2 separate regions of the Homo sapiens genome follow, and region 1 is linked to region 2. Evidence: chromatin loops called from intact Hi-C (ENCODE). Cell type or tissue: chondrocyte. All regions are shown on one strand. Links, peaks and the distances in the headings refer to the core of each region. The heading gives the core; the rest is flanking DNA. Region 1 has its middle 59 kb from the start of BEX1. Region 2 holds the start of BEX1 (brain expressed X-linked 1).

Evidence for each region. Peaks named below come from ENCODE experiments on the same cell type or tissue, not always from the same donor. Only the 100,000 strongest peaks of a DNase experiment are listed, where the experiment ranks them.
Region 1: a loop joins it to region 2, with 2.2 times the contacts of the local background. A loop is called at or near these places in 2 of 110 quality-filtered maps.

The regions. Positions count from the first base shown.
Region 1 is chrX:102,999,604-103,010,539 of GRCh38, reverse strand. It overlaps the pseudogene NUDT19P2. Among named protein-coding and RNA genes, the nearest start is that of BEX1, 59 kb to the left of the region's middle. In chondrocyte, for the core only: no CTCF peak of the experiment used is centred there; no DNase peak of the experiment used is centred there.
Region 2 is chrX:103,057,751-103,068,686 of GRCh38, reverse strand. BEX1 (brain expressed X-linked 1) reads left to right here and starts at 4,516. Exons shown (of 3, transcript NM_018476.4): 1 at 4,516-4,591; 2 at 4,956-5,045; 3 at 5,408-6,036. The coding sequence starts at 5,413. The coding sequence ends at 5,790. RefSeq lists an enhancer at 4,332-4,626. In chondrocyte, for the core only: CTCF peaks have their summits at 5,069 and 5,271 (motif pointing left); a DNase peak (open chromatin) is centred at 4,449.

The sequences.
Region 1 (10,936 bases), core at 2,585-7,584, 58 kb after region 2:
TTTTGTCTTTTTGGTAACTTGTCTAAAAAACAAAGATTTTACATTTTGTCAAAATAAAATTTTTATATTTACAGGTTTTTGATTCTTTAGTAAAACAGATTTAAAATAATTAAGGTTTTTACATCCATGTAACTTTCTGTATTGCTTTGAAAGACTTTTGATTATCATTCTTGGTTAAATAACTCTTACACTGTTTTGATCAAATGTTTTGAGATTTGTAACATCTTTGATAAATATCCTCAAAATCTAAATCCTAAACTAAGTCTCTGATCTAGACTTATTACTAGGGACTTATCAAAACTATAAAACTAAATCACCGAAAGGTTGTAGAATCTTTCTTTCTTTTTTTTCTTTTTGAGACGGAGTCCCACTCTGTCGCCCAGGCTGGAGTATAATGGCGCAATCTCAGCTCACTGCAACCTCAGACTCCCGGATTCAAGCGATCCTCGTGCCTCAGCCTCCAGAGTAGCTGGGATTATAGCACCACCATGCCCGGCTAATTTTTGTATTTTTAGTAGAGACAGGGTTTCACCATATTGGCCAGCCTGGGCATTAGGTTTTAATTTTTGCTAATCTGATGACAGATTTGATTTATTTTTCATAATCATGAGAGATTAAGCATATTTTCATGTGCATCAGACTCTTGTATTTAAGAGTCATCATTGCCTTTCTCTTGTAAGAAAACTAAGGCATTTTGTGAAAAATGAAATCCAGTGTATGACATATAGTATAGTCAAAGATCTTGAAATATAATTGGTGTCTTAACTATCACTTCCCACCTTTAAACATTCCTCCTCTTTAGAGGTGAAAAAAATTACTTATATTAAATGTACTGAAAATAAACATTAAATACTGTCTCTCTAACCTCTTTGTGTTCATTTACAATTCAAAATAAAAATAATGGGTTTTGCTATGGCTTTATATTTCCTTAAAATATTAATGAAGATTCATAATTTGGGAAATATAATAATGTCACTTGATTCTTAAAAGAATTGTATCTTAGTCATCAAGCTAAACACAGCAAGAAAACAATGACATTATCACTTGAAGTTTGTCTCAGTGTATTGTTAACCATGTAATCAGCCACCCTTAAGTTAATTTCAGCAGTGTCAAGGAAATTCATGGAGCAACCTTCAAAGCACATTAGGGAAGTGCTAACACACTGGACAGTAAGAACAGTAGCAGTAGAGCATGTTATTTAAACTTGAGATAATAAAATACAGAAGTGAGAACCCTTGTGAAATTTTTGTTTGGGTAACAAGATCATTAATACTGTTAATGGATAAACCAAACTCTAAAATATATATATATATATATATATATATTTTTTTTTTTTTTTTTTTTTTTTTTTTTCTTGAGATGGAGTCTCGCTCTGTCGCCCAGCTGGAGTGCAGTGGCACAATCTCGGCTCACTGCAACCTCCGCCTCCTGGGTTCGAGTGATTCTCCTGCCTCAGCCTCCCAAGTAGCTGGGACTACAGGTGCCCGCCACCACGCCCAGCTAATTTTTTTGTATTTTTAGTAGAGACGGGGTTTTACCATGTTGGCCAGGATAGTCTTGATCTCTTGACCTCATGATCCACCCGCCTCGGCCTCCCAAAGTGCTGGGATTACAGGCATGAGCCATCGTGCCCGGCCAACTCTAAAATATTTTAAAGTTTACTCTGAACCAATGTGATTTCAGCCTGTCTTAAGGAGTCCTAAGAAACTGCACCCAAGGCACTCAGATTATACTTCAGTTTTATATGTTTCAGGGAGGCAAGAGTGACAGGCAAAGATACGAGTCAATACATGGAAGGTATCCTTTCATTCACACTGAAAATGCAGGATATCTGGAAGCAGTATGGGGGTTTAGAGCTTATAGGTAGATTCAGAGATTCTTTAATTTGCAGTTCGTTAAAGGAGTAAGGCTCTATCTAAAACTTGGCATCAACAGAAAAGAATGTTTTAAGATAGGGATGCTATGTAACAAGATTAATGGCCTACATGTGTGACTTAACGCTTGCCTTGCATGACCTTAGGCCTTGTTTAAAATTTGGTATCTTATTGCCACAAAGAGAGTTTTGTCTTAAAATATCTATTTTAACATTAATGCTGGTTAACTGCTGTGCCTAAACTCCTAAAGGGAGGGGGTATAATAATGTATGAATGACCTCTCTTCCCATTATGGCCAGGAACTCAGTTTAAGGTTTCTCTGGCAGGGTCCCCTTGGCCAAGAGGGGGTGTGTACAGTGGGTGAGGGACTTAAGATATTATGTTTAGTTTACAATACTTTATAGATTTTGTACTTGTGGTATACTGTAAAGTTTACAGAATAAAATAAGCAAGAGTTCTATAGTATACTTGAAATAAACACCACATTATAACTTTTACAGGCACAAAGTTTCTAAAGATTCAAGCAAGTTTAGTCAACCTTCATTTATTAGGACTACTTCAAGTATGCCAGCTTACAAACAAGAAGCATCCTACAAATGGTTCTTACTACATAATTCTTAGAATGAGTGTATTTATACTTTGAACAGTCACATGAGTGTTAAGATGTCAATTTTACATCACTACTTGGTGAAACTTTTTGTCTACCTTCATGATTTCTTCAGTTTTTTTTTTAGCAGACAAGACTGTAAAAAGTGTGAATCTAAATATAGCTTATCACCTGGTAAAAGCTGGAGCATTTCATTAGCAGTTAACGTGATCATCAGCCGTCTTTCTACCCCTTCTAATGCAAGATCCAAACAAAATTTGTGCAAGTCAGAGAGAGGCAAAGAATAAGTCTTATTTCATAAAACTATGTGGGTGCCAAATTTCTTCAGGCATAAAACTTTCAGTTGCTGCTGATGGAGATGACCACTGGCAGCCCACCACCTTGGCCAAGTTAGAGTAGATGGCCAGTGGCTCCCGCAGGCAGCAAAGGAAGAAGGCTGTGTCAAAATGTCTGCTGCTGCTGTGCTCCAGTAATGCAGCACCCAGATGTCAGGTATGCAGTTGAGGTGTACACACAGGTGTAGGAACTGATTCAAGTCATAGTTGATATGGGCGCATGAGGTGGCCAGGCCCAGTGGTGGCATAAGGCATGGCCATGGTCCGGTGCAGGCTCCTCTGACCAGGGTCTACCAAAGAGTCCCTGGGCTGCCTATATGTTTTTCCATAAACTGCTTATGCATATCCTTTACTCATTTTTCTTAGGTTGTATCTTATTTTTAAGATCTATTTGTATGATAATTAGTCCTTTCATTTGTGGCAAAGGTTTTTGTAATTAGCTTTTTGGAGAGGTATTTTTCATAGATATTATAAAATGGTTTACATAGCCAAACAATAATTTTGTCTTCTGGACTGCTAGCTGCATTAAACAAGTTTGACTTCTTAGTGTGAATAAAAATTGTCTTTGAAGTTCCTGGAAGAACTAGCAGTTATGTTTGCAGAACCTGAAACAGCAAGCCTCGGAATCCACAAACAAAAGAGGCAAAAGGAGGTCAACAAATGCCCCAGTTTTCTGAAGAGAAAGATTCATGGAAAGTCAGGCTAATTTATGTTAGTTCTGAGCAAAGTTATAGCACTAATCACTAAGCCAGCAGGTTCAGGAACAATGATCAAAGGGCATATGGCCACCAGGAGGAAGTCATGCCAAATCCAGTTAGCCCCTACTTTTGTTAAGATCTCTGGCCACATAAATCAGAAGATTGCCATAGGCTTAGAACTTCTGGGTTTCAGCAATGCATTTGATAAAGTATCTCAAGACTTTCCTGTGGACAAGGTTGTTAGCCATATCCATAGGTGGTTGAACAACTATATCCAAAGAGATTAATTAATGAGTCAATCAAATTGGAGGGCTCCCTAAAGGCCAGGGCTCTCTGAACTTGATCACATCTTAATGTTATCATTGATTTGGGTAAAGGCACAGAAGACCACTTATCAGATTTACAGGATACATGAGGCTGGGAGAGCAAGTTAATACAAGGACACACTGGAATCAAGATATAAAAAGATAATTGACAGCTTGAAACAGGGTTAAGAAGGGTAAATGTAAAATCCCATACTTTTCTAGGGGAAACAACATGGATAAACAGAGCTTGGGAGAGATAATGAGTCAAAAGCAGTCATTTATGTGTAAAGAAACATGCAAATTTAAGTTGTGTCTGGTTGCCAAAGGAGCCCACACCTAGGTTGTGAGCTGCCTGGCTGGCTTCTGGCTCAGATGCAAAGCTGGAGCAGATCTCTCTGCTGTAGCTTTGGATTTCGTGATTTTGAGATTTGTGTTCAAAGTCACCAACATCTCCCAAAGTCTCCAGGAAGAAGAGGCACCTGTCCAGATGAGCCCAGGTGGCTTCTGCCTTTGCTCGCCTTCTGACACCTGCATGGTGGTTATCTGCCAACTGTGCCCTGGGCCTATGCCCTTTCAGTCTAAACTCACACTGGTAGAGCTCCTAGAGGTCATCAAGCATAATTGTCTTCATGTTAAAGCCCGAGAAGTGGAGGCCCAGAGTGGTGTGGCGAGCAGGGGAGAGGACGATGACAAACCTAAGGTCACATGGCAAGTGAGCAGTAAAATGTTCCTATTCTCAGCACAGGGCTACCTCCACTCAGCCTCTTTTCCCTCTGCCTGCTCTCTCTCAGGTAAGGCAAGCCCCCAGGAGTAGGACAGTATGGAAGGAAACACTTGGTCCTACCAGATGGACTCCTTTCCCAAGCCCTGAGTAGGGAGAATCATGAAGGCCTTGCCAAGCTTTAGAGATTTAGAAGCTGCCTCCTTGACCCAAGACTGAAGAGATATGAAAGGCCCTCCAGAGGGTTCCATCTTCTCCAGTCTCCATCAGGTCACCAAGTTCCCCTGAATGAATATACAAATGAAGCTTTAAGATGAGCCCCCAGGGCCAGGTGTGTTGGCTCATGCCTGTAATCCCAGCACTTTGGGAGGCTGAGGCTGGTGGATCACCTGAGGTCAGGAGTTCGAGACCGGCCTGGCCAACATGGTGAAACCCCATCTCTACTAAAAATACAAAAATTAGCCAGGTGTGGTGGTGGGTGCCTGTAATCCCAGCTACTCGGGAGGGTGAGTCAGGCAAATTGCTTGAACCTGGGAGGTGAAGGTTGCAGTGAGTCGAGATCTTACCACTGTACTCCAGCCTGGGTGACAGAGCAAGACTCCGTCTCAAAAAAAAAAAAAAAAAAAAAAAGATGAGCCCCCAATCCCTGTCAGCTTGCTGTCCCTAAGACCCTCCTATGTAGAAATCCTGGAACTGCCCCCCACCATTATACTTCTCAGACATTCTTTCTTCCTTGTTCCCACTCTTGGGAATTCCAAAGATATTTCAGGGCCTGGTTACTGACCCAGTCACAGAGAAGTCCTTGTCTTTTCAGCTTCAAGGGATAAGCAGGATCCAGAACTTCTCTCCAGCACAGCCTGGATTAAGGAGGTATTGCCGAGGCTGGCTGGGAAGGCAACTGCTTCTAAAGGAAGCAGACCTCCTGTCCCTTCAGGCATCCTTTTCTGTGGCTGGAGGCCACTCACATCACACAATACACCCAGGGTCTCAGGGTGTTTTGCAACCTTCGGAATTAGCTTGCCACAGGAACACTCACATCACACACACACACACACACACACACACACACACACACACACACACACACTCAAGCCATCCCTCAGGCCCTAGCACAGCTGCTTCTCAGTCCTCCCTGCCAGTCTTACAGATGTTTGAAGGCATGGTTAGCTGAGGGAAGGTTCCATTTGCTCAGCCAGCTTCTGGCGCTGCTCTTAGTAGCCCTTGACAAACATCATCTCCAGCCACTTCCTGCCACCCTCAGCAGCCCAGAGTGCCTTTTCAGTTCAGGGATAGCCCAGCTGCCTCATCTTCCTCCATTTCCACCCTCTGTGGCATCTACTTCTTGCTTCCTTTCCTCTTTTTGTACCTGTCCCATCAGCTCCACATCTACTCACAGCTCTGAAGTCATTTCCCAATTCCCCATGCTCCATCTGTCTGCTGGGGAAAGGGTGCATAAGGGCTTCTTTCCAAATTCTTCTGACTTATTACCTCAGGCTTTTCAGAGCCTCAGTGTTCTCCATATAAAATGACTTCTGCTTTATCCAGTATCTAATATCCTATCATTTTATTAGCTTCTGCAGTTCCAAAATCTTAAGAAGTTGTTTACATGCATTAGGTGCCTATGACATGCCAGGCTCTGCATCACAGGCAGTATCTCATTTATGCCTCCTGAAACCTTGAGAGGCAGTAATGTTAGCAGCTCTATTTTACCCATAGGGAAACTGAGGCAGCGCTGAGCGGTTACATAACTTGACTAAGATGACTGAGCTGGCCCCTGGAGAATGAGGCTGAAGCCAAGTGGTGGTGTGGCTCAGAGACCACACCCAGCACCCCCATATCACAGTGTGGTTCAGAATCCATGAATATTTCAGAGCTACCTTATTTGTGCTGATCAGGATTGGGAGGCCTAGAAGATTAAAGGAAATTTTTCCTAACAGCCCTGAGGTCAGGGGAGTGATGATCTCCCCTGGTGTCAGAGGACTCCTCAGAACACCAACATTGCCCATCCCAATTTGTTCGAAGGACACAGTAAGAGAATACTTCCAATCCAGTAGGAGGGATTTGGGTCAGGCAAGAGTATTAAGTTATTTTTCACTTTTGAAGTTAAAAAGATCAGAAGTTTCTGACAGGCTTTAATGAGAATAGTCTTCCCTGGGTCCCACTCAGTCCAGCTGCTCAGAGGTAGCCACATTTAATGTTTTTAGGTGCTCCTTCTGGTATTTGCTTTTGTCTTTCTAAATGATGTGCTCTTGCTGCTGTTTCTTTACTTACCAATTTTTAGTTATTTTCTACTGATTTGGACAGAATTTGACAGGATCTGTACAAATATCCTGGGAGTGACAGTGGAAGAATGTCTTCCTAGAGGAGAGAGGTTGAGGGCCCAGGAATAGGGGATGGCTCTTTTGCATGAGGGGAAGAGGGACAGTTCTACTGAAGAGCAGAAGGCAGCCACGGAGTTTCTGGCTCCAACCTCCAAGCACACTGTGTCCCATGGCTTCTTCCAGGACTTTGTGAGACAATCCTTTTCCTCTTAGCATGGATAGCAGGCCATGTCATTGACACCTCCAGGCCTGCCTAAGGTGTGTTTGCTTGCTTCACTCTACCCGGAGTCCCCTATCTGCTTCTTTCTCTTTTGTCTAAAATGCTACCTTCAGCTATAGCTCAGTGTTACTCTCTTACGGGGAGCCTCCTTGGCATGGCTGCCCTTCCCTTTCCTTGAGTTTCTGAAGGCTGGGCCATGGGAACAGCACATCTCATACTTCTTGGTACTCTGGCAATTCAGGGGTCTATATCTGGCCTCTCAGGTTAGCTATTGAGGCCGCAGAATGCAAGAGCCTATCAGATGTCCCAACCAGCACCTCTAGTTCTGAGCTTAGCCCTGGCACATGTAAGGGCTCAAAACCTAGGGCTCTGGTAGTTATGGTTTCTATTAGAGGACCTGCAGCAGGGAGAAGACAAAGTTAACTTGGCCCTACCTGAGACCACAGCCCTGCTATAAGTTTCTGAACAGAATAAAATATTCAGGTAGCCCTTCACAGTTAACAAAACACTTTAATAACAACCTTGTACATTACGCGTTTATCAACATTCCAACTTAAAGATGACTTAAATCAGGTTCTGAGAGGCTTTCCAGAAGTCTTACCACTAGAAGAAGCAGAGTTGGCCAAGAATAGCAAGTTTTTACATTCTTTCCTCTGTCCCTGGGCCCTGCCAAGTCCCAGCCTCACACACAGAAGAGGCAAGTGTTGAGCAGAGGCTGCTCAGTGAGGCTGCCAGATAAAACAGGACAATGAGACAAAGGGCCAGCTGCTTTACTCTCACTCACTTGGAGCTCCATCAGCAGCTTCAGTCATGGTGTGCATCCAGGTATTCACAAAGCTCCTACTGTGTGCTGTGCACATGGTCATCAGTAAAACCAATAATGTTCCTGTGCTCAGAATTTATCATCTCAGGGAGTACACAGTCTCTTTCTCAACTCTTCTCATTAGCAGTCACCCATCATGGTACCCTGTACAGGAGTGAAAGTCAGAAAAGCCCAGATTGTCAGCCCCAGGAGCTGGCTGCTCACCAGAATTGCCTGGTTGGGGACCACTTGACTAGTCTCAACTCCTGTTTTATAGAATGGGAAGATGGAGTACACTGTCACACAGAGGTTGGGGTGGCCAAGCCAGGGAAAGCCTCCTGAGTCTTCCTGGCATGACCTCCAGCAGCAGTCATGTTCTCAGAATTGATTACATGGCTAAGGGTCAGGCCAGCACACTAGGGCAGTGAGGAAACAGCCCATAAGGAAATAAAGATGGGGCAGGGGTGGGTGGCACGGAAGAGCTAGTGGGGGTGGCATGTGGACCAAGGAAGATGAAGGGAGTGGCAGAGCTGGGCATGAAGAAACATACTATGCTGAAAGGCTCACTGCTAGGTACCAACTACAGGGGCTACCAAGAACAGGGTTGCATTGGGAGACAGACACTAGGCTGAGCAGCAGGATGCTTGTATTCATGTTGAGGAGTTAGGGTGGGCTCTGGGCCATCATCATTAACCTGCTAAAACCTCTAGACAGGAGATTAGAGCTCAGTCGTGGCTGACAAGGTAACTGACAGATCTCAACAGAGTAGAATAGCCAACTCAGGCTGACCACCTGCTTCTCCCTCTGCTTGGCCACTTCTGACAAGCAGAATTGCATCTCTGGCCTCGGGTTCCCAGCAAAGCCCGGGAGAGGCCTGAAATCTGTTCTATAAACACACAAACCAGGGATAATTAAGTTTCCCCACTGATTCTCTTTCAACTACTCTCCATGGCCATTAAATGGGTGACAGAGTGACAAATAGTATTAGACTTGTCTCAGGTCTCATACAATACAGAGAGCCCCATCTTCCTGCTGTAGTCTCTAGCTTACCCCCAGGGAGAGCGCAGCTTAGTAGGGACTACTTCTCCACCCACTGGCTGTAGGCCAGGCTCACCTCACCCTTTTTTCATTTTGCAAATTCTTCCTGGGTATCTCCTCTGTGCCAAGGCCAACAGGTAAAGAAGACCATGGTGGGGCTTGGACTGTCCTCCTCTATACTTGACCCAGCCCTTTCTCCACCAAGTCAAGTTTATCCAAGACTGCATCTTCCCAGAAGCCTCAGCCCAAGACCAGCACACATAGCCCTGACAATCCCTGCTACCCAGTCTCCCTGTCACTGGGGGAATACTGATCTTCCCAAAGATGTTCACATACTAATTCCTGAAACCTGTGATTGTGTTACCTCGCCTAGCAAAAGAGACTTTGTAGATGTGATTAAGGGTAGGATCCTGAGAAGGGGAGACCATCCAGGCAAGCCCAATGTAGTCAAGAGGGTCCTTATAACTGAAGGATTGGAGCAATTCAGAAACAATGTGACAAAGGAAGCAGTGTTAGAGTGTTGCAGTGTGACTAAGACTCTACCATCCACCTCTGGCTTTGAAAACAGAAAGGGGTCATGAACCAAGAGATGTGGAAGAGCTCTAGATACTGAAAAAGACAAGGAAACAGGCTTTCCCCTAGTGCTCCATAAGGGACAGAACCCATTTCAGACTTCTCATTCCCAGAACTATAAGGTAATAAGTTTGTGCTGTTTTAAGCCAAGTCTGTGGTAATTACTATTTTCCTATTGCTGCAAATTACTAACACATACCTTATGACCAGTTCTATGCTCCAGTCAAAACCAGGCCACCTACAGCTGTGTAAGCCATCCCATTTCACATCTCCCTGCCTTTGTACATGTTGTGCCCACCACCTGGGATGCTGTTCCTGGCTACTTAATGTCTTTGTTCCAGCACCTTCTCAATAAAGGCTTCCAATTTCCCTTGTGTGGACAGCTTCATGCTTGTGCTTCCACAGTACTTGACTGTTCTTCTCACTGGGTGCTGTTCAATTTTGCACTTGGTGTGAATTGTTAGTAGGGAGTTTCATCTACTTTCATAACCCCAAATTCTTTTGTATATGGCAGCTTAGTGAACATTTGCAAAATGACTATACAATGGCCTACTCTGTTTTGTGCAGCCTCTGCACAGAAGCAGTAGAGCAAGGTGGTTGAAAGTATAAGTTCATGTCATTTTTTTTTTTTTTTTTGGGACACAGTCTCACACTGTTGCCCAGGCTGGAGTGCAATGGCGTGATCTCAGCTCACTGCAAACTTCGCCTCCCAGGTTCAAATGATTCTCCTCCCTTGGCCTCCTGAGTAGCTGGGATTACAGCCACCCGCCACCACGCCCAGCTAATTTTTGTATTTTTAGTAGAGACGGGGTTTCACCATGTTGGCGAGGCTGGTCTTGAACTCCTGACCTTGTGATCCCCCCACCTCAGCCTCCCAAAGTGCTGGGATTACAGGCATGAGTTACCACTCCCGGCCCAAGTTCATGTCATTTTATATCAAAAGACTAAAATCTTGATCTTGTTAGTATTCATGCTGAAGTATACAGGGGAAGTATACAGATGTCTGCAACTTGTTTTGAAATGCACCAAAAGTGAGATTGATAGTTATGGGGATGTGTAGATAAGTGATAAAACAAGCTTCTTTAAGTGTTAATGGTATATGGGTATTCAGTATAAAATTCTGTCAGTTGGGTTATATTTTTTTCACAAGCTATTAGGGAAAAAGTGTACATCCTGGGACTAGACAGTCTGAGAAAGTCCTGGTGCTACCACTTTCCAACCACATGAACTTAGGCAGATTACTTCTCTCTCTCTAGGCCTCAGTTTCCTCATTTATAAGATGAGGGAATAGTACCTTCCATATGGTTGTGAGGACCAGGTGAGTTAATGCATGGGAAGTGTTTAAGAGTGCCCTAAGTACCAAATAAGTGTCAGCAGCCAGTCACCTCTTGACAAGCCCCACCTTTCCTTCCTTTTCACCCTCAGGAGCATCACAGAACTAG
Region 2 (10,936 bases), core at 2,447-7,446:
TTTCTTCTGCACCTTCTTCACCTCTCTCAACCTTCACACAACTGAAGAGAGTTAACGCCTTGCTCTGCATTAGGCTTTGGCTTAAGGGAGTGTTGTGGCTGGTTTGATCTATTATTCAGACCACTAAAACTTTCTCCATATTAGCAATAAGGATGTTTTGCCTTTTTTTTGCCCAGGCTAGAGTGCACTGGCACTGTCCCGGCTCACTGCAACCTCCACCTCCCGGGTTCAAGCAATTCTCCTGCCTCAGCCTCCCGAGTAGCTAGGATTATAGGCACACACCACCACGCCTGGCTAATGTTTGTATTTTTAGTAGAGGCGGGGTTTCACCATGTTGGCAAGGCTAGTCTCAAACTCCTGACCTTGTGATCTGCCTACGTCGGCCTCCCAAAGTGCTGGAATTACAGGCGTGAGCCACCACACCTGTCCCTATTTTGGCTTTTGACATGCCTTCCTCACTACACTTAATAATTTCTAGCTTTTATTTTGGCTTTCGACATGCCTTCCTCACTACACTTAATAATTTCTCGCTTTTATTTTATTTATTTATTTTTTTGAGACGGAGTCTCATTCTGTCACCTGGGCTGGGGTACAGTGGCACAATCTCAGCTCACTGCAACCTCCACCTCCTGGGTTCAAGTGATTCTACTGCCTCAGCCTCCTGAGTAGCTAGGACTACAGGCACTCGCCACTACTCCCGGCTAATTTTTCTATTTTTTTATTAGGAACAGGGTTTTGCCATGTTGCCCAGGCTGGTCTCAAACTCCTGACCTCAAGTGATCTGCCCCGCTTGGCCTCCCAAAGTGTTGGGATTACAGGTGTGAGCCACCACGCCCGGCCAATGGAATTGTTTTGAGAGTCCAAAAGTAAAACTATGTGGCTAATCTCAAATGAATTTTGACAAGGGTTCCAAGACAATTCAGTGGAGAAATATAGTCTTTTCAACAAATGGTGCTTGGCCAACTGCATAGCCACATATAAAAGAATGAAGTTACACTCTTACCTCCCGCCTTATAAAAAACTAATTCAAACTGGGTCAAAGACCTAAATGGAAGAGCTAGAAGTATAAAACTCTTGGAGGAAAATATAGGGATAAATATTTGTGACCTTGGATTACAAAGGATTCTTAGATTCAAATGACTCTTGAATTCAAAAGATTCTTAGATATGACACCAATACCAGGAGCAGCAAAGAAAAAGGTAATCTAGACTTCATCAAAATTAAAAATTATTGTGTTTCCTTTTTTTGTTCTTTTGAGACAGAGTCTCGCTCTGTGGCTCAGGCTGGAGTGCAGTGGCACAATCTCGGCTCACTGCAACCTCCACCTCCCAAGTTCAAGCGATTCTCCTGCCTCAGCCTCCAGAGTAGCTGGGACTACAGGCAGGTGCTGCCACGCCTGGTTAATTTTTTGTATTTTTAGTAGAGATGGGGTTTCACCATGCTGGCCAGGCTGGTCTCAAACTCCTGACTTCAAGTGATTCGCCTGCCTTGGCCTCCCAAATTGCTGGAATTACAGGCATGAGCCACCGTGCCTGGCCAAACACCATTGTGTTTCAAAAGGCACCATTATGAAACTGATTAAAAAACCCACAGAATGGGCTAAAATATCTGCAGATCATATATGTAGTGAGGGATTTCTGTCTAGAATATATAAAAACTCTTGCAACTCAATAATAAAAAGAAAAATAACTCAAATAAAAAGTGCACAAAGATCTGAATAGACATTGATCCAAGGAGGATATACAAATGACCTATAAGCACATGAAAAGATGCACCACATTATTAGTCATCAAGGATATGCAAATCAAAACCACCATGATATACCACTTCACCCCCACTAAAATGGTTGGAATCAAAATTTCAGATAATAACAAATGTTGACAAGAATGTGGAGAAATCAAAACCGTCATATGCTACTGGTAGGAATGTAAAATATTCAGCCACTTTGGAACATAGTTTGGCAATTCCTCAAATGAGTAATCATATTGGAATCATAAAGCTTGAAAACATCATGCTAAATAAAAAATCCAATTTCCAAAGAATACATATTATACAATTTCATTCATATGAAATGTCAAAATAGGGAAATCTATAGACAGAAAACGTATTAGTAGTTGCTTTGGTATGAAGAGGATGGGGGAATAGGAGAGTGATAGCAAAAGAATAGGAGGTCGCTTTTTGAGGTGACGAAAATATCCTGAAGTTGACTGTGGTGATGGTTGCATGTATCTATGAATATGCTAAAAACCATTGAATTTTACACTTTAAATGGGCAATCTTATGGATTGCAAATTGTATCTCCATAAAGTTGTTTTTAAAAGATATAAATTGAGGCCAGGTGCGGTAGCTCACGCCTGTAATCCCAGCACTCAAGAGGCCGAGGTTGGCGGATCACCTAAAGTCAGGAGTTTGAGACAAGCGGGGCTAATATGGCTGAAATCCCGTCTCTACTAAAAATAAAAATAAAAATTAGCTGGGCATGGTGGTGTGCATCTGTAGTCCCAGCTACTCTGGAGGCTGAGGAAGGAATATCCCTTGAACCTGGGAGGCAGAGGTTGTAGTGAACCAAGATCACGCCACTGCACTCCAGCCTGGCTGACACAGTGAGTCTCCATCTAAAAAAAAAATATATATATACACACACACACACACACACACACACACACACACACACACACACACATATATAAATTGAGACTTAACCAGATTTGGTTATTATTTGAATATGAGGGACAATGTAGAGTGATTCAAGGATAATAGCCACATTTCTGGGTTGGTCAAGGGGTGAGTACTAAGGTAGAAAACAAAGGAAAATAAACATGTCTAAGGTGAGAAGAAGTGATGAGAGAGAGAGAGACCGAGAGAGAGAGGGAGAGAGACAGAGGAAGAAAAGAAGAAAAAGAAGAAGAAGAAGAAGAAGAGAGAAGAGAGAAGAAGGAAGAAGGAAGAAAGAAGAAGAAGAAAAAGAAGAAATAGTAGTATTAAGGGCTTCCACAGGCTTCTGAGTTGAGAAAGCCAAGTGTAGTAAGAATGGTCAGTGGAGAGTGTTCCCCAGGCCCTAGCATAAATGAAGAGGTATCAGAGTGGGTATGGACTGGCAGATAGTGACCCTGCAGCAAGACTAAGCTCTTCTGGGTGACCTGGAGGTGAGACAGTCAGGGTGAGGGTCTCGGTATGCTGCACTACAAAAGCCAGGTGAGAGATAGCAAAAATGTCCCAAAGAGACTTTTCCCCGGGGTGGGTGAAAAAGAGAAGAGAGCAGGCAGGTTTGAGAACTGCTCCCCACTCCTCCCACCTCCTCAATTACTTCTAGGCTTTTCTTGGAATCTCTCACCACAGAGCTGTAGAAAAGCCCTATTCTGGTTTCCAGAATGGGAAGAGACCTCCCAACTATGCTGAGAAGTGAGTCATTAGGTGGGAATTTGGGGAAGAAATAGAAGGAAGGAGCCAAAGTGATATATTAAGGTCACCACCTTGGTCACCTGTCCATCTATATTTTTGGAGTAAGCAACAGAATTAGGAGTCTGAACATAGGAATTAAGAAGCTCTCGAATATAACAGTGGAAGACCAGCACCTTCCCAACCTCTTGTCAGGGCAGGGATACTCTATCTCTGCGTCACTCAACCTGCCTTGGCCTCACAGCTCTTCCTTTTGCTTAAGTCTTCAAACCATCAACAGTGATAGCCACTAATTTTAGCAGGTGGCATTAGTTGTCAGCAAATGTTTTTTCATATTTAATGAATGTTTATTATAATAGAATAAAATAGAAATGTTTATTAATAAAACTTGAAATTTGTCCCAGAAGGATAAAAACGTAGATTATTTACATAAAATGGCCAAGATCTGACAACAGAACTGTTTCCTGAAGATTTACTTCACAGATTATTTTGAAAACACCAACTGTGTTCAGGAAAATTTTCTCTCCTTTTTTTCATAAAATTTTCAAACAAGTGAGAATGCTCTAAAAATGATGGTGTGGAGCCTAGAGAAAATGTTTTCTGTGTGCTATAGATGAACATAAACTATATATATATATTACTTTCCCAGGTTGAAGTGTTTCTTTCAAAAATAAAATTTGATTATTTTCAATTTTTTGAGGGATGCTGATTTTTAAAAAGGAAATAAAGAGAAATTATTAGGAAGCATATACACAGCCAGTGAGAAGAGGAAAGAAGAAAAGGCCAAGGCCAGAGGAAGGGGGTTTGGGGTGGGGGAAAGGAAGGGTACAGACCCTCCCAAATAACCGAAGATGGGTAAACTCCAACCGCAAAGCGATGATGCCACTTGTGGGCCCTCAGATTGGAGAGGACGGAGATGAGTGACGGGGCTGTGCGCACTGGGGCACCGCGCACAGACGGGAGGAGGGGGGTGTCTGTGTGTTCCAAAGGGGGGAGTACCAGTTAACTGGCCGCCGGCCCGTGGGGGTTGGTGAGAAGGAGGGTGAGCTTGGCGGTGACGCACGGCCCTCACGTGACCGGGAGCTGCAGAGCTACGCAGCCTTCGGTGCAGTCGTCACTCGTGTCTCGCTACCAGCTCCCCGCTGCCCTGCGCTCGGCGGGCTGGCATCCGGCCCGGGGGAAAGCGGACCAGGTAAGGGCCCCGGGGCCCGCGCGCCCTGGCTAGGCCAGCAGAGGCTCACCGACCCCCCCGACGAGCGCAGAACAGCGCAGGGGATCCCCGCCAGCTTTCTCCACACCCCAACATTCTTGGGAACATAGTGGTCCCCTGGGGTGGGGAAGCAGTGGCGGCTGGGGCTCCAGGGGCAGCAGAGCAACCAAGAGCGATGGAAAACCATTCCCGAGTCCTTGCAGGAAAACGGTGAACACCACGGGGGGCGAGGCGGCCGAGGGTGGGAGCGGGGGGCGGGAGACGCGGGGCGCTGGCAGTGAGGAGGGCCCTAGGCGGAGAAGGAGCTAGCGTTCCGCTGCAGCAGCCCCCCCTCCCCACACCCCAGCCCTTCTGCAGGTCTGCGGGGCCAAGTGTCCCGGCGGCGCACCTCGTGGCGAGAATCGGGAGAAGGAGGAGACTACAAGGATAGGCCCAGGTCAGTGCGAGGGACGGTGGTGGGGGCGGGTGCAGAGTCCAGTCTGAGGTCCCCTCCCAACTCCCCCATCTCCCGTCCTCCATTTTGGTGCCTGCCGAGATCTAGGGATGGATCTGTAGGGAAAATGGTGGGTTTGGGGGCAGGTAGGGGAAGACACGAGAGGTGGGGGGGGGGGCGGGCTCGAATGGGGGCCCCCTAGTGGGCGCACGAAACCTCTCTGGTGGGAAACGTGAAATTAAACAAAACAAAACATGTTGATAGCCATGACGCGGAATCCTGAAAAATGAGTAGCCGTGCCTCTGTCCTCGGTACTGAAGCGTTCACCAGCTGTTCAGCCCCTTCTCTCTCCTTTTGTCTCCTAGGAGTAATGGAGTCCAAAGAGAAACGAGCAGTAAACAGTCTCAGCATGGAAAATGCCAACCAAGAAAATGAAGAAAAGGAGCAAGTTGCTAATAAAGGGGAGCCCTTGGCCCTCCCTTTGGATGCTGGTGAATACTGTGTGCCTAGAGGAAATCGTAGGCGGTTCCGCGTTAGGCAGCCCATCCTGCAGTATAGATGGGATATGATGCATAGGCTTGGAGAACCACAGGCAAGGATGAGAGAAGAGAATATGGAAAGGATTGGGGAGGAGGTGAGACAGCTGATGGAAAAGCTGAGGGAAAAGCAGTTGAGTCATAGTCTGCGGGCAGTCAGCACTGACCCCCCTCACCATGACCATCATGATGAGTTTTGCCTTATGCCCTGAATCCTGATGGTTTCCCTAAAGTTATTACGGAAACAGACCCCTGCTTTCGAATTTACATGTTCATGATGTGCCCTTGTTGTAAACCTTTACCTGTCACTTGTTTACGTGGGTCTCCTATTACCAGCTTCTAATTGAATATTGTGTTTTTGAACCAGTCTGTAAGATTTTTGTTAGCAGAAGAATTTTACCTATTGCATGGAAAGATGCTCATTATAGTGAAGTTAATAAAGCACCTTTAAAAAGCAATCTCTATATTCTTTTTTTGTTAAAAATTTATATTGATTGTACTTAATACATGAAAAGAAAAGTACTGAAATTAAATATACCAAAGGATTAATATAGGGACTCATTCTATGAGATGGGTTAATGTATTTTTTATATTTTCTGTAATTTAAGAAAAATTGGAAACATTTTTAAATAACCTTTGAAGGCAGTAGAGTCACTTAATAAATACTTGCTGATCAGCACTACTCACAAAAGCAAAGACATGGAATCAACATAAATGTCCATCAGTGAGAGACTGGATAAAGTAAATATACATATACATCATGGAATATTATGCAGCCATAAAAATAAAGAAATCATGTCTGTTGTGGGAATATGGATAGAGCTGGAGGCTATTATCCTTAGCAAACTAATGCAGGAACAGAAAACCAAATACTGCATATTCTCATTTATAAGTGGGAGCTAAATGAAAACTCATGAACACAAAAAAGGGAACAACACACACTGGGATCTGTAGGGGTGGAGAGTGGGAGGGGGAAGAGGAACCTAAAAGATAACTATTGGGTGCTGGGCTTAATACCTGGGTAATGAAATAATCTGTGCAACAACCACCCCCCCACCTGCCCCCAGCCCATGACACAAGTTCACCTATGTAACAAACCTTCACATGTACCCTGGAACCTAAAAGTTTTCTTAAAAAAAGAAAAAAAAAATACTTGCTAATCAAATTTGGATCTCTTAGCCAGGTAAATAAACTCAGGAATTTGTATAAGTTGGGGGTGGCATTTCCTTCACATGACTGGAATGAGGTCATTTGTGTGAGACCTGTGTTTACCTGTTTTTTCTCCCATCCACACCTATTATGCAAGACTCTCATCCTCAGATTTTCCCTTCAGATGTTTAGCAGAGTGCTCAAAGGTAGGTCTCACTAGTCCAGCATAGTTCCTATTCTCAGGAATAAAATGTCTGTTGGTCATGCTGTGGTTTCTTCATGACGAGGCAGGCACTTAACCGAAGTAAAATTAATAATGACTGAGTCAGGAGCTCTGAGTTTTTGTCTCGGTTCAGTTTCTAAACAAGTAAATAACTTTGGATGTGTAACTTAGATTACTTGCCATTCCTAAAGGAACACTGGGTTCATTTAGTAATGTCACAGTGTTTCTAAAACTATGCTAATCTGCCACCTGTGTGAGAATCACCAGGGGATTTCTTGAAAATGTGGATTCATACAAAGTTCTTGGGTCCCAACATAGATCCCCTGAATGGGGCTTCAGAACTTTTGTTTTTAGCAAGCTTTCCTGGTGATTCTGATGCACATTAATGTCTAAATGGCTACTGGTATGTAAATATTTACTATGATGTCAATTTTTTTTTTTTTTCTGAGACGGAGTCTCGCTCTGTTGCACCTCTGCCTTCCGGGTTCACGCCATTCTCCTGCCTCAGCCTCCTGAGTAGCTGGGACTACAGGCACCCGCCACCACGCCCGGCTAATTTTTTGTATTTTTTAGTAGAGATGGTGTTTCACCGTGTTAGCCAGGATGGTCTGGATCTCCTGACCTTGTGATCTGCCCACCTCGGCCTCCCAAAGTGCTGGGATTACAGGCGTGAGCCACCGTGCCCAGCTGATATCAGTTCTTAAAAGCCATAATAACTTGCAGAATATAAAGGTGAATATCTGAATTCAGTTCAGGGAACCATTAAAATGTAAAGGATGAGATCATGAAAAAAGCATTAGATTTATTACATAACAATTTGAATTTTATTATCTTTTGTGGAATATTAGGTGATTTCTTCTGTACTCAACTGCATTTTTCTTAACATGGATTACGTTAAGAAGAAATACAAGCTAACAACAGATCCAGATCCAAAGAACTATTCAGTTAGCTTACAAATGCAATTGAAACACATAAAAATTCCCATTGACAGAACTGAGATATGTAAATTTCATGTTAGCCTTGGATAGAGTATTCATGCCTTGGTGTAATTATCCCTCCTATGGAGTGCAGGTAAAATAACTGTCTTAATCAATAGAATACAGCAAAAGTGACGGGATGTCACTTCTGTGATTATGTTACAGAAGATTGTGATTGTCATCTTGCTAGCAGATTCATTCTGTCTCTTCCTTCCTCCTTCCTCCCACTTTTGCTGGCTTTGATGAAACAAGCTGCCATGTTGGAGAGGCACATATAGCAAGGAATTGAGAGTGTTCGCCAGCCAACAGCCAGTGAGGAACTCAGGCCCTCAGTCTAATAGCCCTCGAGGAATTGAATCCTGCCAAAACAACAAAGGTGAGTTTGGAAGCAGATTCTTGCCCAGCTTAGTCTTCAGATAAAACTGTGGCCCAGGCTAACATCTTGATTGCAGCCTTCTAAAAGACCCTGAGGTGGAGGATCCAGATAAGCCACACCCAGACTTTTGACTCACAGAATCTCTGGGATAATAAATGAACGTTCTTGTAAGCTGCTAAATTTTGGGGTGATTTGTTACACAACAATAGATAATTAATACAGTCTCTAAAGGATAATGGTGTTTTAAAACAACCACAGCACCATTATCAAACATAAAAATGGGCAAAAATTTCTTAATGTCCACTCTTCAAATTCTCAGTAGTTATATATATATATATATATATATATATATATATATATATATATAGAGAGAGAGAGAGAGAGAGAGAGAGAGAGAGAGAGAGAGAGAGATGGAGTTTCACTCTTGTTGCCTAGGCTGGAGTGCAATGACAGTCTCAGCTCACTACAGCCTCTGCCTCCCGGGTTCAAATGATTCTGCTGTCTCAGCCTCCCAAGTAGCTGGGATTACAGTTGCCCGCCACCATGCCTGGCTAATTTTTGTATTTTTAGTAGAGACAGAGTTTCACCATGTTGGCCAGGCTGGTCTCGAACTCCTGACCTCAGGTGATCTGCCTGCCTTGGCCTCCCAAAGTGTTGGGATTACAGGTGTGAGCCACTGTGCCCTCCCAGGTCTCATAATTTTTAACCTGAAACTATGTAAACTAACACAAAATAAATTATGTGCTTGAGGAACACTATTGGCCTCATCAAATTACAAATAACAGGAAACACCTAATGTAAAGCCTTCTACGGAGAAGCTGACAAAAGAATGCGTGTTTGAAAAAACGCCTCAGATCCAACATAGGTCTGGGGTCACAGACTCTGAAAGTCTAGCAAATGATAACAGAAAAGCTGGTCTGTTTATGCAATGAAAATTTAAGACAGTCTGAGGATAAGGAAGGGTTGTGACACACAACTGAGTAACCCCAAACAATCATTTGATACTCTGATATCTGCATTTTTCAGAAGTCTTGTCAAATAGTTACATGTACTCAGATTTGTCAAAGTAACTTGTTTAACTCTAGAAGGAAAAAAAATACCTGCATGGTGGCTCATGCCTGTAATCCCAGCACTTTGGGAGGCTGAGATGGGTCAGGAGTTGGAGACCAGCCTAGCCAACATGGCGAAACCCCATCTCTACTAAAAATATGAAAACTAGCAGGGTGTGGTGGTGGGCGCCTGTAATACCAGCTACTCAGGAGGCTGAGGCAGGAGAATTGCTTGAACCCGGGAGGCGGAGGTTGCAGTGAGCCGAGATCGCGCCATTGCACTCCAGCCTGGGAGACAGAGCGAGACTTTGTCTCAAAAAGAAAAAAAAAAAAGAAAAACTGGCTGCAGGCTGATAAAGTCGGAAAGATGCAGGCATAAATTACAAGATTACCATTCACTATTGCCATTGAGTAAATACCTTCAATGACAAGTTGTATTACAGTGCTATTAGAGGAAACATGGGACTGAGACAACAGGATAAACCAAAAAGCATAAGAAACCATTTCATTATCCAGTTTGATTGAAGAAGGGATGGAGTATGTCACCAAGAAGCCATTTTTTTTTTTCTCAAGACACACAAAATTTAGGGGACTAATATAAATACAGTAGGCCCTTCATATTTGTGGGTTCCGCATCCATGGATTCACCCAATCGTGGATCAAAAATATTTGGAAAAACAAATTCTATAAAGTTTCAACAAGAAAAATTTGAATTTGCAATATGCCAAGTACTACATGGAATCTGCATTTAACAAAGTTATATGTAGGCATTGTATAAGGTATTAAATGTAATCTAGACGTTGTGTAAAGTTTACAGGAGGATGTGTATAGGTTATGGGCAAATTCTATGTCATTTTATTTTAAGAAACTGAGCATCTGCAGATTTTTATATTCCTGGGGGTTCCTGACACCAGTTCCCCATGGACATTGAGGGACAACTGACTGTACATGGAGGATATAACTTGTGAGTCTTCAGGGCCTCACATTTTGGAAATAAAGATGTCCTGTGAGCATTATAAATGAGTAAATCTGATAGACAACAGACATGATTTTCCATCTCTGTGGATAAAGCAGGAAAATATCTGTGAATACGATACTGAAAAGATTGGGTTCATCTAGTCAACGTCATCTGGAAGTAGTCCCATGGAGGTGGGGCAATGGAAGTGCTTCAGGAAGAAAAATAATAATAATAGTATGCTCTCATGAGCAGAGACTTGGAGATCCTTTAAACAGCATGGGGCTGAAACAAAACTAGAAGACCAAGGACAAATTTTAGAAGATTTTAAGGAAAGGAACTATGAAATAGATGGCATAAGTGCAGGGTAAGAGGCAGCTTAAGAGAGAAGGAGAGATGCAAAAACAGGGCACAAAACAATGCAGAATGAGCTGAAGGGGGTTCTGCCGGTAATATTCGACTAGCCCAGTGAAGAAAATGCATTCAGCACAGATCCATTAGCTATTAACTAATGGATACTTGAGGTACTAAAATGGATTTTTTTTAAAGAATAAAAAGTAGTTTCATTCCATGGGGAATTTATAGTAAACTGTTCCAACAGAACTAGAAAATAAAATTCTTATGAATGT